2 separate regions of the Homo sapiens genome follow, and region 1 is linked to region 2. Evidence: chromatin loops called from intact Hi-C (ENCODE). Cell type or tissue: CD4-positive, alpha-beta T cell. All regions are shown on one strand.

Region 1 (5,000 bases), 110 kb before region 2:
TATTAACTGACCTCTGGTGGACAGTTAAAATATTTCAAATTGTTGGCTATTATTAACAGCATCTAACAAACATCTGTTCAGAAAGATCTACAAAATTGCATGATTATCAGCTACGATAAATTCCTACAAGTGAATCTGCAGTCAGAGAACATTAGAACTTTCCCTGGGCAGCCCGTGCCCTCCAGTTAGGGTGTCCATCCCTCCACAACAGTGTGGGAAGCTCTTCCTTCCCTCAGACTGGCCAAAACCACGGCATTATCAGATCTCAGTGTGCACAAAGCTCTGAGCATGCACAAACATGAGTCCTAACGTATGAATGGGGAGGTCCACCTCACGAGCAGAACTTAGTACCAAGCCTGTCCTTCACAGCTGGTTCTTACAGGACAGGAATTGTACTGCTGTAAGTGATAAGTCTTCCTTAGGAATGTTTCAGGTTGTTTTTATACTGGTGCCAGAATCGCCCCAATGCCTCCACGCCCTCACACAAAGCTCCTCTAACCCATACGCATCAACTCAGATGGTGGGTGAGGTGGCCATGCATGGGATGAGATAAAGGAATTCTATAAGGCAAGCCCATCTTCTCATCTCTGTGGCCCCACACCTCCTATGGTCCTAGCACACACTGAGCACTTTATAAACATTTGCTGATTGAAAGAATGAGACATGGCACACAGGCCTTACCAGCGCAGCCCACTATTGTACAGCACTGCATTCTCATTCCTGGTTTCCAATCTGTTACTGCTATACTGAGAGCACCCCGACATCAGGGCTACTTCCTACTCCCAGCACCTGGCTCCTGACAGCTAGTGAAAAGAACTTGTCTAGCCACCCAAACCAACAGAGAAGTGAACCTGTTTCTGACAACAGGCTATGAAAACGGCAAGACATTCATGATACAACCTTTTGTATTCAGCTAACTGTTCCTTGGCCCAGCAAATTAGTAACTTACCTGTGAGTCTTTAACCTTTAATTCTGTGTCAATAATAGACACAGACTGCACATTTCTGGTCAAAAAAGGTTCATCAAACTCAGTCCATGTGTAATCACCAAACACAATATTATGTCTGTTGAGTAGCTTTCTAACACTCAGGTTTATGTCTTCTTTCTTTGCAGTGCTAAAAAAAGAAGCCAAAACACACATAAATGATCTTAGTTCAAAAACAAAATGTTAAAATGAAGTGTTTTGAAAAACTCAGACAATACATAAGAAAGCCCAGTAGTTAACAGGGTAAGTTGGAGTTGGCCTGCCTGGGACCAAATCTAGAGCCACCCCTTGCCTGTGGGTCCTCTACCAGCTGTGCCCTGAAGAAGCTGTGCCTCAGCTCCCAGTTAGAAAAAGGGGACAACAGTAAGAGTTCTCGCTATGCTGGGCTACTGTGAAGTCATTAATACACTCAAAGTGTTTAGGACGATACCTGGCACATAGTAAGCACGCAATAATGTTGGCTTTCACTATTACTAATGAAGTTCCACAGCTGTGGGGTCAGGCCTGGGGTCTGCATTGTAACAAGTCTCCAATAGCCGTGATTCGTGCTGAGAAAATCTAATGCTTTCAGCTTGGTATCCAGGGCTTCCCTTGGTCCCCCTTGCTGCAGTCCTCCTAACACCTCCCCTTTCTACAACAGTGACCTGGTCCCGGATCACACCTCTGTGCCCTGCTATGCACTGTCCCAGCTTACTGGCCTGATCAACTGCAGTCACCCTCTAAGTCCTATTCAATGTCTGCCTCCCTCTGAGCCCTCCTGGACAGGCTCCTCAGAGCCAGGCAGGTGACATGTGGCCCCTTTGCAATCGTCCCAGCACCCTACAAGCAGCGACCACCATGCATAGTGCGGTTGTGTGCAGGTGTCTATGAACTCTGGTGCAGTTGTACGTAGGTGTCTGTCCTCTAGGTGCAGCTGTGCTCTGGTGTGATTATGCCTAGCGTCTCTGGGCCCAGGTGTGGTTGTACATGGGGTGTCTCTAGGCTGCGGTGGCACTGTGTACAGGTGTCTCTGAGCGCTAAGGTGTTTACACAGGTGTCGCCAGGCTGTGATGGGGCTTTGTGCAGGTGTCTCTGGGCCCTGGTGCAATTATGCTGACGTGTCTGAACTCCAGCACCTAGAAAATACCCAGTCAACAGCTATTCTGTTAAAGGAAAGGTCTCTTCCTCTGCATCCCCTCTGAGGCTGGTGGTCTCACCTGACCTCAATCCACCCTCCGTGGACATAAGGAGGGTCTGTGAAGGTCTGGCCCCGCCGCTGAGTTCCCCCCACTCCAGGGAGCAGCACAGCCCACAGGCCCCACCATACCATGAACTGACTTGGTCACAAATGAGTGGGATGTGCTTTGAACCCTAAAAATTTAACATCGAGTCCGTGAGGAACGGGAACAATTAAAGGGTCTGAGAAGCAGTGGCTCAAAGAATAACCACCCAGCTTTCGGCTGAGACTAGAGCTCTCTGTAATGCGCAGCCATCCTATTCTCCAACGTGGGACTCAGGGCCACATCAATGCACTGGAGGACAGCCGGGGCAGGGGCAGGGTCAGGGCCAGGTCCGTGAGCTGAGGTCGGGTCGGGGCTCAATCTGTGAGCTGGGGTCCTGCGCGCAGGGCTCGGGTCGGCCGGGTCAGTGCCCTGCGGTGGGGTCGCGTCATTGCGCTAGGATCCGGTCGGGGCCCGGCGGCCTGTGCGCCCGGGTCCAGTCGGGCCGGATCAGTACCCTGGGGTTCGGTCGCATCAGAATCAGTGCGCTGGGGTCGGGGCTCGGTGCACGCGCTGGGGTCGGGGCGGGTGGGTGCCCAGAGGATGTGTCGGACAGGTCCGGCTCACCTGCTGCCGCGCTGATGCACCTCCACGTGGACCGTTGGCGACTCGGCCACACAGGGAAGCGCCTGCTTCAGGTCGCCCACGGCCTCGTCCATGGCGCCCCCGAGAGCAGTGGGGACCCAACCAGGGCGCGGCCGCCGCCACCTCACGCCCAGCGTCGCCGCCACAGCCGCTGCCTCAGCCCGCGGGCCCCGCCCTAGCTTCGAATCTGCCGCGCGAGGCGCACCACCTCCTGACCCGGAAGCGCTCGGGCCCGGCAGGGCCACTTCCTGCCGCGGCCCCGCCTCGCCCCGTTTCCGGCGCGGCCCAGCGAGCTCGGCAACCTCGGCGCAGCGAGCGCGGGCGGCCAGCCAGGGCCAGGGGGCGGTGGCGGCCAAGGTCCGACCGGGTGCCAGCTGTTCCCAGCCCCCGCCTCGGGCCCGCCGCCGGCGCCGCCATGGGCAAGAAGCACAAGAAGCACAAGGCCGAGTGGCGCTCGTCCTACGAGGGTGAGGCGGCGGCGCTTTGTGACGCGCGGCGGGCGGGGTCCCGGGCACGGGGGAGGAGTTCCGGGCACGCGGACGGGGGTCCTGGGCACCGGGCGAGGTCCTGGCCACGAGGGAGGGGTTCTGGGCACGCGGGAGGGGGTCCTGGGATTTCGGGCAGGGAACCGGGCACACGTGAGGGGTCCTGGGTAGGCGCTTACGTTCCTGGTAGAGGGTTCTGGGTTCGAGGCTGCAAGCCCACTCACCCCGGTCCTGGAGACTAGGGAAGCATCTGTGCTGGCTTTTGTGTGGAGCTCAGGGAGAAGCTGGGCTGCCCTTTCTCCCGCCTTTCCCTCCCTCTCCCTTGCTCCCGCAGCAGCTCCATGGGTGTCAGCGGGCAGCACGGGCGCCTGCAGGAAGTCAGGCGAGGGTGAACCGAAGTGCTGGGGGTTTCTAGGAGGGAGATCGGGCTCCGGGGTTCCAGGTCCCTCTTAATCCATCTTCTTGAACGAGTAATGTGAACAACATCCCACAGGGCCTCTGGTGAGGACACCGTGGCTCGAAAGGGACCTGAAGCTCCCTGCGGAGGGGAAGGGAGAACAAGGAGGCAGTGACATGCCGCCACTGTGGTCTTCCCTTCCGTCTTTCCCTGCTGGTTGGCAGCCCCGCTGTACTCCTTAGGGAGGCCTTTCCCTCTTAGCACCTTCACGTCTCACCTGGCTGCGTGGCGTTTGCACCTGAGCACGCGGGTAGAACTCGGTCTGTGTCTGTGCAGATTATGCCGACAAGCCCCTGGAGAAGCCTCTAAAGCTAGTCCTGAAGGTCGGAGGAAGTGAAGTGACTGAACTCTCAGGATCCGGCCACGACTCCAGTTACTATGATGACAGGTCAGACCATGAGCGAGAGAGGCACAAAGAAAAGAAAAAGAAGAAGAAGAAGAAGTCCGAGAAGGAGAAGCATCTGGACGATGAGGAAAGAAGGAAGCGAAAGGTAAAGGAGCAGCGGCGGTGGCCCGGACGCTGCCCACGAGGAGCCCGTGGGGAGCCTGGTCCCAGGACCCAGGCAGAGTGCGCCTGCGTGGCTGGAGGAGGGGAGGGGGTGTTCCGTTGGTAGCAAAACGCGAACCGCTGAGGCCCGCAGACTCAGTTCCAGGATCCTGGGTGTGCTGTTCCTCAGCAGACCCTGCCAGGGTCTCTGTGAGGAGGGAGCCTGGCATGAGGAGGATCTCGGAGGGGGTTTCCCTTAGTTCTGTCCCTCCCCTGAGAACTGCGAGGGGATTGGGCAGACCTGTCCGGATCCCGCCTACTCCTGCCTTTCTCACTCCCTTGACTCTGCCGCCCAGGAAGAGAAGAAGCGGAAGCGAGAGAGGGAGCACTGTGACACGGAGGGAGAGGCTGACGACTTTGATCCTGGGAAGAAGGTGGAGGTGGAGCCGCCCCCAGATCGGCCAGTCCGAGCGTGCCGGACACAGCCAGGCAAGGGTGCACTTTTAGAGACTCTCCTGGTGTTCACAGCTCATCGTTGTAAATGAGGGGTCGGCACCGTGTCCTGTTGCTTTGGGGAGAAGCATGGGAGGGAGGAGAGCTGGTATTTCCAGGGCCTCATCCCAGGTGTCCTCTGGCCTGAGGTTTCCTCCGGTGTCTCTGAATGTCTAGAGCAAGGCGTGGCCAGTTACCACTGGTGCCCTTCAGTTTTGTTTTTTAACTTGTTAGCTAAGGATGGCTTATA
Region 2 (5,000 bases):
CACACAGGAGCTGGTTAGGGTTCTCAAGGGGCCCTGACTGCTCACCTGCTGTGGGACACACCCCCACGGGGCCCAGAGAAGCTGCTCAGCCTATAGGCCGTCAAAGGACATGCAGCTGCCAGGGGTGGGTGGACACCTGACAGGTCCAGCTGCAGGACACCTCAGTGCTGGGACCCGGCATCCTCACACTTGGCCTCGGAGGCCTTTTCATGTCTGCTGCTGTCCCCGTGAGTCCATTGCTCCCCCCGCTCCCCGTGCCTCCGTCTTCAGCATGGGGCCTCCCAATGGACCTGGGCTCCTGTCCTGGTCTCCCACTGCAGACCCAGATGGCCCAGCATCTCCCACCATCCCTTCCACCCAGGGCTTCCAGTGCTACCCACCATGCTGTGTCTGCTCTTCCCAACCTCCACTGTCAGCCTGAACCTCTGCCCACAAAACCCAACCCCAAACCCAGGCAGGGGTGGGCGCGGGTGCCGGGCAGCAGGGGCTTGTCCCGGAGAGCTGTCCTCCTCCTATGTGACAGCTGCCTGGCCTGGTGCTCCCAACTGCGGACGCAGAACCTGTGCAGGAAGCCGTGGAAACAGCTACAAGCAGGCAGGTGTCCCGGGGAACGCTCCTGGTCACTGACACGGTAACACAGGTGGAGCTGGGAAAAGCATTGGTGCTGGGGTGGTAGTGACCCCCACCCAAGAAAGTCACATTGACCCGGAACCTCAGAGTAAGACCTTACGTTAAAATAGGATCTTTGTAGATGTAATTCGATTAAAGATCTTGAGATTATCCCAGCTTCTCCTGGCGGCCCTTAAATCCAGTGACAGGTGTCCCGATAAGCAAAGGAAGAGACAGACACACTAACTTGGGGGAGGAGGCCCCGTGAGGACAGGGGCAGAGGTGGAGCCATGCGGCCACCACCCAGGACCGCCTGGAGCCACAGAAGCTGGAAGAGGTGGGAACCTCCGGAGCGCACAGGCCTTGATCTCGGACTTCTGGCCTCCTAAGCCGTAAGAGGAAAGCCTTGTTGTTCAACCCATTTGTAGTGATTTTCTAAGGATCCCCAGGAAACATCTTATAACGGGACACTTGGCGTGGATCACATCATTGGCTGTGAGTCGGTTTTCAGTAATTGCAGGGTTAATGGAGGCTGTCCAGGTCTGGCAGTGGAGCAAGAGCTGGGGGCCAGGAAGGGCCACCGGACGGGCAGCCATGGCCAGGTGAAGAGCCTGGAGTCCCGAATCAGGATCCACCTCTCCCTGCTGAGCAAGATCCTGTGCCCCTGTTTCTGGTGATTTTGTAAGTGCTGACTGAACCGACTGTCGCTGGGAAATAACACACCCGTGACCCCAAGCCAAAGTTTCACCCACAGACAAGGAAACAGACTCCATGAACACGCCGACTCCCGACGGTAGAACCGGGGTGCCCACCCCAGCCCCGGTCACTGTGTGTCCTGCGCAGGGGCCAGGGCAGCCCAAGGCTCAGCTCTGTCCTCCTGCCCAGACCTCGCTCAGCCCCCTGGACGCCGCCCCGCGCCCGCTGCCTCTCCTCTCCTCTCCTCCCAAAGGCTCCAGGACCATGTCTGCCTCTGAAGCCTGACGTTACCTCCCACTGCGATTTTATTGTAAACTCACTGCATTTATGTCAAGAGAGTTTGTACAGGTTTTGGAAAATGCACTGAAGAGTCCCCTTGTGCCTATTAGGACGGTAAGAACACACCAAGGAGAGATTATTTCATTATTTCTTTGATGCTGTTAGTAGGATCTACCCGAGGGGGAGGCACTCCGGGCTCCGCGGGACGAGAAGGCAGCCGAGCCCGCACCCGAGCAGGAGGGAAGCAGGAGCCGCAGCGTGGCCGCCGCACAGCTTCGGGGGTCCCCCGACTTCCCAGCTGCGAGTGTGGAATTTCTCAGGAGAACTAGACAGAAGCCCATCTCTGGGCAGCACTGAGTGGAAGGAGAAACCACAGGAGAGGAGAGGAAGTGTGGGGCGCGGGACCACCGTGGGGTGGGTGGGGGCCAAGCCGCCGGGCTGTGAGGCCTCAGCACCCCCTGCCCAGCACCCAGCACCCCAACTTCCCCTTCTGCCTTTGCGGATTCCAGGGCCTGCTGGACACCTGGGGCAGGGACAGAGCCGGGACTGGGGGAGGAGCTCAGCTGCACTAGAGTCCGGCTGGAAGAGTCCCGCTGAAAGTCACCAGAGGCACCCCTTCCTCCTGGGGGGCTGCGCCTCGGCCTCCTCCAGGGCAGGTGCCCCTGTGCCCCTGAAGTCCCAGCACCCAGCACCACAGAACCGCCCTGTCGTCTCGGCCCCGGAACCTTGTGGGGAGCCAACTCCTGCGGAGGGCCCGGCAGCCCCGGGCGGAATGAGCCCCCTCCGCAAAGCCTGTCTGGGGAGCGGGGGAGGGGCGGCAGGTGCCCGGAGAAAGGCGAGATTGGAAGAGCGGCCGGGATGGTGGCGCTGCACACGGGCGACCTGCAGGGAGAACGGAAGCTGAGGCCGGGGTCAGGGGTGCGCGCTCCGCTCCTCCACTCCTGCGTGAAGGGCGGCCCACTCCCGAGCAGCTGCGCTGGGCGCCCGGCACGGACCCGTCTCCCTGCTCAGGTCGATCCCCGGCCGCGCTGTCCCCACCTGGAAGCCCAGTCCCCTGGGTGCGCCCCGCCTTGGGGTCCGAGCACCCTCACAGCCCGGCCCTGCCGCTTCCCTGCACCGTCTGCGGCTCCTTAAAGAACTGGGCGCGGTCGGGGCTCGCCCCGCACTGTCCTCGAGGCCCCGCCGCCAACCCACCCCACCCCAGGAGGCCGCGGCCGCGCTCATCCATCCCCCGCCGCACCGTCAACGCGCGTCCTGCGGGGCGCAGAGATCGGGGTCCGGTCGTCCCCGGGGGGCCCCAGAGACAGGTGAGGGGCCTCGCTGCCACTGCCCAGCGGTTCCCACGGCCCGCAGGTCCGCCGCGCCCTGCGCTGAGCGGATACCTGGCGGCCGGCGGAGCCTCAGCGGAGCCGGTCTTGTAAGGCTGAGGTCTCAGTGCGCCCGCGCATGCTCCGGGCCTGGTGGGGCGGCGGGGGCGGGGCTGCCAATGAACACGAGGGGCGGGCGCGGGACGCTGGGGGCGGGGCTGGGGGCGGGGCGGGGCGGCAGGGGGAGCGCTGCGCTGAGCACTTGGTCGCGCGCGGCCGGGTCGCGGGGGAGCCTCCGCTGCAGTTGCTGCGTCTCCAAGGTAAGCGGGCGCGGGGCTCGGTCCTGCGGGCGCGGCGCGGGGGGCACCCGGGGGCGGAGACTGGGCCCGTCAGCCCCAGCAGCCACCTGCGCCGCAGCCCCTGCCCCCCGCGCTCCCCCGAGCCACATTCCCGGGCCGCCCTGCGCGTCCCTGAGCCCCCGGATTGGGATGCCCGGAGTTCGGCGCTGCGGGCTCGGTGCGAGGACGCGACGGGGAGGCTTTGCAAAGGCCGCGAGCGGGGGTCACCGTCGGCCGCGCCAGGGACAGGTCTGTCACTTTCTCCGGGCCCTGTGCCTGGCGCTTTGGCCTTTCTTCGCGGCCACGGACGCCCCTGCAGCCCTTCCCTCCAGACCCTGCCCAGCCCGGGGCTGGAACCGTTTCCCTATTCCCAGGCGTAGGGGGCCGCCGGTGTGAGGCGTGGGAAATTAGGGCGTGGAGGGCTGGAATGAAGCCACTGCCCGCAGCACGTTTTGAGATCCCTGGCCACAGAAACGGCCCAGAATGAGCGGGTCTCGGGGTCCTGACACCACCGCGTCCTGGCAGGTGGGGCTGTCAGACCGCCCCCCGCAGAGCCTCCAGCTGCCCCGGGCCTTGGCTACTGTCCGCGGGCCTGTGGCGATGGAGAGGCGCTGCCGGGACACCTTCCCGCACCCCTGGGAGCAGCGCCCGAGGATCTGAGGAGCCCTTTATTCTGCGGTTTCGGTTACGTAAACGGAGCCGAGGGAGGTGAGAAGCCTGTCCCTCCCGGGCAGTGGCGGGGCTGCTGTTTTGATAAGCGTTTAGGGGGGCTGCTGTCTTGATGGGGCTTGGGGGGCTGCTGTTTTGATGGGGTTTGGGAGGCTGCTGTTTTGATGGGGTTTAGGGGGCTGCTGTTTTGATGGGGTTTGGGGGCTGCTGTTTTGATGGGTATTTGGGGGCTGCTGTTTTGATGGGGGTTGGGGGCTGCTGTTTTGATGGGGGTTTGGGCGCTGCTGTTTTGATAGGGGTTTGGGGGCTGCTGTTTTGATGGGGGTTGGGGGCTATTGTTTTGATGGGGGTTGGGGGGCTGCTGTTTTGATGGGGTGTTGCGTTCCCTCTCAGTGTCACCGCTGATCCACCTGGCATGTTTATTGGCTCTTCTGCGTGCAGGGCCCCTGGGGGACCGATAGAGGACTGGGCCCCTCCGCCCACCCCGGCCACCCCTCCCCGCCTGACTTCTCAGGGGGAGAGGTCTCCCCCCACGCCCAGCCAGCCCCTGCCCCTGGGAGGTGACCCAGCTCCCTGTGGCCTGGGACTAGGAGATGGGGCTGGACCAAGGCCGGGAAGGGGCAGGAAGTGGAGGGGAGTGAGGCAGCTGCAGCCTGATGCCGGCGCCTTGAACTGGGCTCTCGCGCCTGTCAGCCGCTCGGTGCCAGCGCCTCCCCACCACGTGATCCTCGGAGGGCCTGTGGGGGAGGGGCGGGCTCCCGGAGCGGCTGCAGAAGGCGAGCTCCAGGAGGGTGTGTGCGTTTTCCCGGGAGGGGTCTGCAGCTTTCATGGTTTCTAAAGGGATCTCTGATTCAGAAAGGCGCCGGCATGAACTCGCTTTGCATCTTCACAAAACATGAAGTCATGGGGATTGGACCGCGTGTGCGTGGAGGAAGCTCCGCTGGTCACTGGCTGCGTTTTAATCTTACAGCTGCGGTTGGTCTATCTTCCCGAATTCCCTGAAGTTGCAATAAATGTTTTAGCGATTATACGAGGTTATAAATGCTCGTTGTGGAAATGAGCATAGAATGCTCACAGAAATGGTCAACAGGGGCTTCCTTTT

The links. Peaks named below come from ENCODE experiments on the same cell type or tissue, not always from the same donor. Only the 100,000 strongest peaks of a DNase experiment are listed, where the experiment ranks them.
Region 1: a loop joins it to region 2, with 5 times the contacts of the local background. A loop is called at or near these places in 9 of 110 quality-filtered maps.

What each region holds. Positions count from the first base shown.
Region 1 is chr5:890,902-895,901 of GRCh38, reverse strand. It overlaps BRD9 (bromodomain containing 9), which reads left to right and starts at 3,101. Exons shown (of 16, transcript NM_023924.5): 1 at 3,101-3,296; 2 at 4,048-4,262; 3 at 4,615-4,747. The coding sequence starts at 3,245. It overlaps TRIP13 (thyroid hormone receptor interactor 13), which reads right to left and starts at 3,018. Exons shown (of 13, transcript NM_004237.4): 1 at 2,812-3,018; 2 at 950-1,115. The coding sequence starts at 2,903. RefSeq lists silencers at 2,732-3,351, 3,542-3,760 and an enhancer at 3,100-3,732. In CD4-positive, alpha-beta T cell, no CTCF peak of the experiment used is centred here; a DNase peak (open chromatin) is centred at 3,051; H3K4me3 peaks cover 2,155 bases; H3K27ac peaks cover 1,006 bases.
Region 2 is chr5:782,879-787,878 of GRCh38, reverse strand. ZDHHC11B (zDHHC palmitoyltransferase 11B (putative)) reads left to right here and starts at 3,150. Exons shown (of 14, transcript NM_001351303.2): 1 at 3,150-3,211. RefSeq lists enhancers at 2,133-2,871, 4,456-5,000 and a silencer at 2,772-3,201. In CD4-positive, alpha-beta T cell, no CTCF peak of the experiment used is centred here; DNase peaks (open chromatin) are centred at 2,248, 3,038 and 3,868; H3K4me3 peaks cover 2,315 bases.